2 separate regions of the Homo sapiens genome follow, and region 1 is linked to region 2. The links are chromatin loops, found by intact Hi-C in ENCODE. Cell type or tissue: HepG2. All regions are shown on one strand. Each heading gives the region's core, and the rest is flanking DNA. Links, peaks and the distances in the headings are about the cores only.

Evidence for each region. Peaks named below come from ENCODE experiments on the same cell type or tissue, not always from the same donor. Only the 100,000 strongest peaks of a DNase experiment are listed, where the experiment ranks them.
Region 1: a loop joins it to region 2, with 2.7 times the contacts of the local background. A loop is called at or near these places in 5 of 110 quality-filtered maps.

Annotation. Positions count from the first base shown.
Region 1 is chr15:82,918,089-82,921,000 of GRCh38, reverse strand. All of the region lies in intron 1 of HOMER2 (homer scaffold protein 2), which reads left to right. LOC105370928 (a long non-coding RNA gene) reads right to left here. Exons shown (of 5, transcript XR_007064741.1): 4 at 1,584-1,698. Among named protein-coding and RNA genes, the nearest start is that of HOMER2, 33 kb to the left of the region's middle. In HepG2, for the core only: no CTCF peak of the experiment used is centred there; a DNase peak (open chromatin) is centred at 1,540.
Region 2 is chr15:82,855,214-82,858,125 of GRCh38, reverse strand. All of the region lies in intron 5 of HOMER2 (homer scaffold protein 2), which reads left to right. Among named protein-coding and RNA genes, the nearest start is that of WHAMM, 47 kb to the right of the region's middle. In HepG2, for the core only: no CTCF peak of the experiment used is centred there; a DNase peak (open chromatin) is centred at 1,425.

The DNA.
Region 1 (2,912 bases), core at 129-2,628, 63 kb before region 2:
TTTTAAGCCATTTAAAACAATTGTTTTAAGCTGAGTGCTGTGGTAGTCGCAGCTCCTAGGGAGGCTGAAGTAAGAGGATTGCTTGAGCCCAAGAATTTGAATCTAGCCTGGGCAACATAGTAAGACTTTGTGTCTTAAAAAAAAAAAAAAAAAAGATTGTTTTACCCCCAGAGTGGTAGGCTAAAAAATGTCTCCCATAGATATATCAGATGCTCATTTCTGAACCTACGTTACCGTATATGTTAAAGGGTCTTTGCAGATATGATAAGTTAAGGACTTTGAGATGGGGAGGTTATCCTGCATTATCCAGGGCCCAGTGTAATCACAAGTGTTCTGAAGAGAGTAGCAGAGGGAGATTTTACTACACACAGAATAGAGAAGAGGATGTGAGGATCTCTGCAGAGAGCTTTGAAGATGCTTTGCTGCAGGCTTTGAAGATGGAGGAGGAGGCCATGAGCCAAGGAACGCAGCTCTAGAAGCTGGGAAAGGTGGGGCAATGGATGCTTCCTTAGAGCTTCCAACCCTAGAGCCTCTGGAGGCAGCATGGCCCTGGCGACACCTTGGTTTCAGCCCAGTCAACTGACTGCGGATTTCTGCCCTCCAGAGCTGTGAGAAAATAAATTCCTGTCATGTAAGCCCCCAAGTTTGTGGGAATTTGGTACAGCAGCCCTAGGATACATCCAGCCAAAACCAATCAAGTATAAGGGGGAAAGTAAAGGCCATTCCTGATGTGCAAGGACTTAAAGTTGACCTCCCGCTCATCTTGAGGATCTACAACAGCAAAACAATGGCGAAGACTATGAAGGAGGTCATGATGTGGGGAAGTGGGCAAAAAGAATTGATGGCTCCTGGGAGTCTGGTGAAAAGAACTTCTGGACAGATGGCTATGAATGGGCCTCAGAAGCATTCACTCCAAATTACAGGTGGAAGTTACTGGCTCCAAGAATAATATCTTGAGGACAGAGACTGGAGCAGATTCCAGACAATGGACAGAGTGAACAAGCTGGAATATACTAGGGTTATGGGAAGACGGGCTGTGTTTCTTTCCTCGATAGAGAAGGCAATAGGAAAACATCACAAAAATTAAAAATTATCACAAGCATGTCATGTTTCAAATATGAAGTGCACGAAAGATACCGCCTGCTTTTGAACAACTGGGAGAGTGCTAGAAAGGAGAAGCTTCTCTCTGACCTTGATACTAGGAATGTTTTCCTGTGAGTAGCACTCTGCTGTTGACATTGGAACTGTACAGAAAGAACTATAATCCTGGCACATTTTTTGCCTCTGCAGGGAACAATATTTATATAGTCATAAGAATGTTCTTTTTTAAAAGGGTTACATAGTACTCTATTGTGTTAATTTATTGACTTGATTCTTCCTGGTACTGGACGTTCCAATTAATTTCTGGTTGACCTTTTTGTAAATAATGCTCAAACCTGAGGTCAGTTTGATCTGTGAAGCCTCTTTGTTGGGAGAGTTGGATAATTGGATTATTATACTAGTAATGTATGATTATGTATGAGAAGGGACTCCACATGCAACAATGATGACTGAATTCTGCAGGGAGGTGGTTGATGGCTTACCTAATGACTCTCCCTCACTGGGCTGAGCTGTTTGTGCTGGGCGTCTGGCCAACAGGCCAACCTGTCCTTGATCCTGTATGGACGAGCAACCCGTTGTGACTTCCCTGAGTAAGGCCTGAAGGCAGAGAGAGGTGTTGGGTAGAGCAGGCATGTTAACTTACATGTCTGGTATAAATGGGAGAGACCTGAGCTTGTTTTTGCCAACAGAAGAGATCCAGAAGCACAGAGGGGCTATTGGTGTAATCTAGGTCAGTGTTTCCCAATCTTTTTAGTGTCACGGACACATGGAAAATATGTTTACAGCACCTAGGCAAATGGACAAAACAGTGCCCAGCCCTGGGACTCCTGTGGCCCAGGCCCTGCTCTGCACCCTGAGGGTTGAGATCCCCTTCTCAGCAGGCTACTTCTTCCCAGGACAAGTGACATCTTTGTACAAATTAGAAAAAAACGCTTCTTTAAGACACCTTCTGGAAATCTGTGATCTGCCAGGCAGTTGATGTAATGAGTCTGCGTGTCTTTCATGATTGACACTCAGAGTTGTGCCCTGCACAGCCATTTACGGGGCCGAGTTCAACACACCTGTGGCCCATTGGAGGACACTACTAGGTAGGAGGCTGACAGCCTGGGCTGCTGAGGAGAGGACAGCGAGGGAGATGTTCCTGCTGTGTGCTGGGTGTGAGATTCCCAGGTTTCTGCCATAGTGACAGATCCAGTGGTGTGAGTCACTGAAATAGGGGTGCAGGGAGAACAGCAGCAGGGAGGTAAGGTGCAAGCATGGGGTTCAGGAGAGACACCTGGGCTGGAGGTACACATTCAGGTGTCATCACATAGACATGTCCTCAAAGCTGTGGAGGTGAGTGTGGAGGGGAAACCCCATGGAGAAGAACTAAGGGAATGAGCCCCCACCAGACCACCCAGCCTCACCTGCTGAGGTGGGGCCTGATACTCAAGTAGGACACGGAAATGAGGCCCTGGTAGGAGAGAAATCTGAGCACTGTGGTATCCTGTCCCGTGGGCACTGTCCCAACATGATCACACTGTCCTGAGAATAGCATCTGCCTGCTCTAGAGGATCCCTGGCAAAGACCTCTGGCTGTGACACCTGAACCCCAGAGCACCGTGGCCTGAGTATCTGTACCCTCAGGTGCTGGAGTTTCTGCACCCAGTACTCATCCTGAGTCACTGCCAGTGAGTGCTGTCCGGGAGGGATGGCGTCTATATATCTCTGTGTCCCTAGGGTCAAGCGTTAGATTTTTGAAGGATTCTTATGAGAGTAGACACTGGGACTTTGATGAGTGTGTAATGCGGCTCGGGCAATGCTGCCTGCTTT
Region 2 (2,912 bases), core at 87-2,586:
CTTAAATATACAAGATCTATGTGAAGCAAACTTTAAAATGATTTCAAGGTTTATAAAATAATTGTTTAATAAATAGCCATTCTGTTGGGAAGTGGCAAAAAGCCTTGATATTTTAAAAGTATCAGTTTCTCCTAAATTGATCTATAAATGTAACACAATCCCCATAATGATATCAGTAAGATTTTAATTTACTGCATGAGCGGTGCTTATGATTTTGTATCTTGAGAATGTGGAGCATTCCCCACAGGCTGGGCTGAGCTTCGTGGTTTAGGGCGGTCCCATGAGCACACTCAGGGCTTTCTGCTGGCCAGGGGTAGGGGTTCAGCAGGCTTTCCCCAGTCTCCCTCAGACCGAGAAGCCCCCCTCCTCAGAGTTGCCCATTTAAGATCTGTATTGGCTGGGCGTGGTGGCACATGCCTGTAATCCCAATGCTTTGGGAGGCCGAGGTGGCTGGATCACTTGAGGTCAGGAGTTCGAGACCAGCCTGGGCAACACGGTGAAACCCCATCTCTACTAAAAATACAAAAATTGGCCGGGCACGGTGATACATGCCTGTAATCCCAGCTACTCAGGAGGCTGAGGCAGGAGAATTACTTGAACCCGGGAGGCGGAGGTTGCAGTGAGCCAAGATCACGCCACTGCACTCCAGCCGGGTCGACAGAGCAAGACTCTGTCTCAAAAAAAAAAAAAAAAAAAAAAAAAAGCTGTATCATCTTAGAAGCTGTCTTAGCTCAGGCTGCTATAACAAAATACCACAAACTGGGTGGCTTAAACAACAAACCTTTACTTCTCACAGTTCTGGAGGCTAGAAAGTCCAAGATTAAGGCACTGGCAGATTTGGTGTCTGGTGAGGGCCTGCTTCCTGGTTCATAGACCACAGTCTTCTCCCTGTGTCTTCACAGGTGGGGAGAGGAGGTGAGCTCTCTGAGGACTCTTGTAAAGACCTGGATCCCATTCATAAAGATTTCATCCTCACGCCCTCACCTAATCCTAGTTACCTCTCAACACCCGCCCCCCCGCCTCCTAAGACCATCACATTAGGGGTAGGGTTTCAACGTATGAATTTAGGGAGGTCTCAAGCATTGGGTCCATAAGAGAAGCTGTCATTTTGAACTTCCCCCCATTTTACAGATGAGGAAACTGAATTCCAAGTGACAAAGTGACTCCTTGCCCAAGGTCACATGGCTAGTAAACCTTCCATCACCTCACATGGCCCGTGTTCCACTCAAGGCTGCACTCACAGTCTCTTCAGGAGCCTACCAGAGGCAGCCTGTCCCCTTCCACAGCCAGAGCCGCCACAGAGTTGGCCCCCAGCTCTCCAACTCAGCTGGCCCGGCTGTGATCTGACCTAGGAATTCCAGAAAGCACATGTGACCCTTAGATCCAACCCCCTGCCTTTGGACTGTGACTCTTTGTCAGGTACTTCAAAGGACAGAACTGTGACCAGTCTCTTTTCTTACTCATCAGACAATTGTGAGAGCTTTATTTATTTATTTATTTATTTGTTTTTTGAGGCAGAGTCTCTGTGATCCCAGCTGTAGTGCAGTGGTGTCATCATAGCTTACTACAGCCTTGAACTCCTGGGCTCGACTGATCCCCCCGCCTCAGCCTCCCAAGTAGCTGGGACCACAGGTGCACGCTACCACACCTGGCTGATTTTTATTTTTATTTTTGTAGAGATGAGGTCTTGCTATGTTGCCCAGGCTGGTCCCAAACTCCTGGGCTTATCAAGTTATCCTCCCTTCTTGGCCTCCCAAAGTGCTGGGATTATAGGTGTGAGCCACCACACCCAACTGAGAGCTGTTTTTGGTTGTTTAAGTCACAGTGGGCTGCCTGGGTGAAAATGTTTCACCCCTAAAAATAAATGTTTTCAAATCTGAGTTTAATGAGCAAGTGAGGTACTACAAGAATGGGCAGGAAGCTATTTCCCTAAATTAGCTTAAATTGTCAGTCATCAACTCTAGAATTCACCAGATAATAACATTTTATTATTTCTTCAGTCAGTGGTGTTTGAAAGTGAAAGTACATATTTTCCAAGTCCTCGAGGTCCTTGAGGTTGTGGGATAAAAGATAACACAGATCTATTCAGACACACCATTGTATTTACTTAAAAAAATTAGGAAGAGCCTTTAGAAAGAGGACTTAGCCAGGCGGAAACCTCCCCATGGGCTTGTCACGTGCAGCTCTGCCCTGTCACCTCCAGTCACATTCAGCGCCACAGATGTGTGGGCTCCTAGCAAGGAAATTGAAGGAGGGTCAGAAGAGAACAATGAGGGGAACCTGATTCCAGTTTGGTTTTGTTTTAAACGTCCTCCTCACCAAGCATGTAGAATCAGATGAAACATGAGGCCTTTGTGGTGACAGCAGAGGTGTCCCTCAGATTCCTGGTCTCCTCACACCCCGGGGGGATATGGGCCAGCCAGAGCTCCCTCCAGACCCCTGTTGTGCCCCCAGGGCACTGATTCCTGGTCACTCTCTCCTGTCTCCAAGCCCTAGGCCCTCAGATCTGGATTCCTTCAAAGGCTCTGAGAAGGCACAGGTTACAGTGGGACCATTATTCCCCGGAGCCAAGCTGTTGGCTTCTTGCTTGTTTAAACCCAGCGTCCTGGAGGTCCGTCCATGGCTTTCATACGATTCTTGAAGGTCACCCGGTCCACCCATGAAACTCCTTTCAGGAGGAAGCAGGGCGGCCAGTAAGGAGGATGGGATGGGCCTTGCCCGCCCTGCAGCCCTCATGCCTAGCTTTGTCTCTTCATTCGTGAAGAATTGTGTTTTCTTTTTTTTTTTTTTTTTTTTTTTTGGAGATGGAGTCTCGCTCTGTCGCCAGGCCGGAGTGCAGTGGCGTGATCTCGGCTCACTGCAACCTCCACCTCCTGGGTTCAAGCGATTCTTCTGCCTCAGCCTCCTGAGTA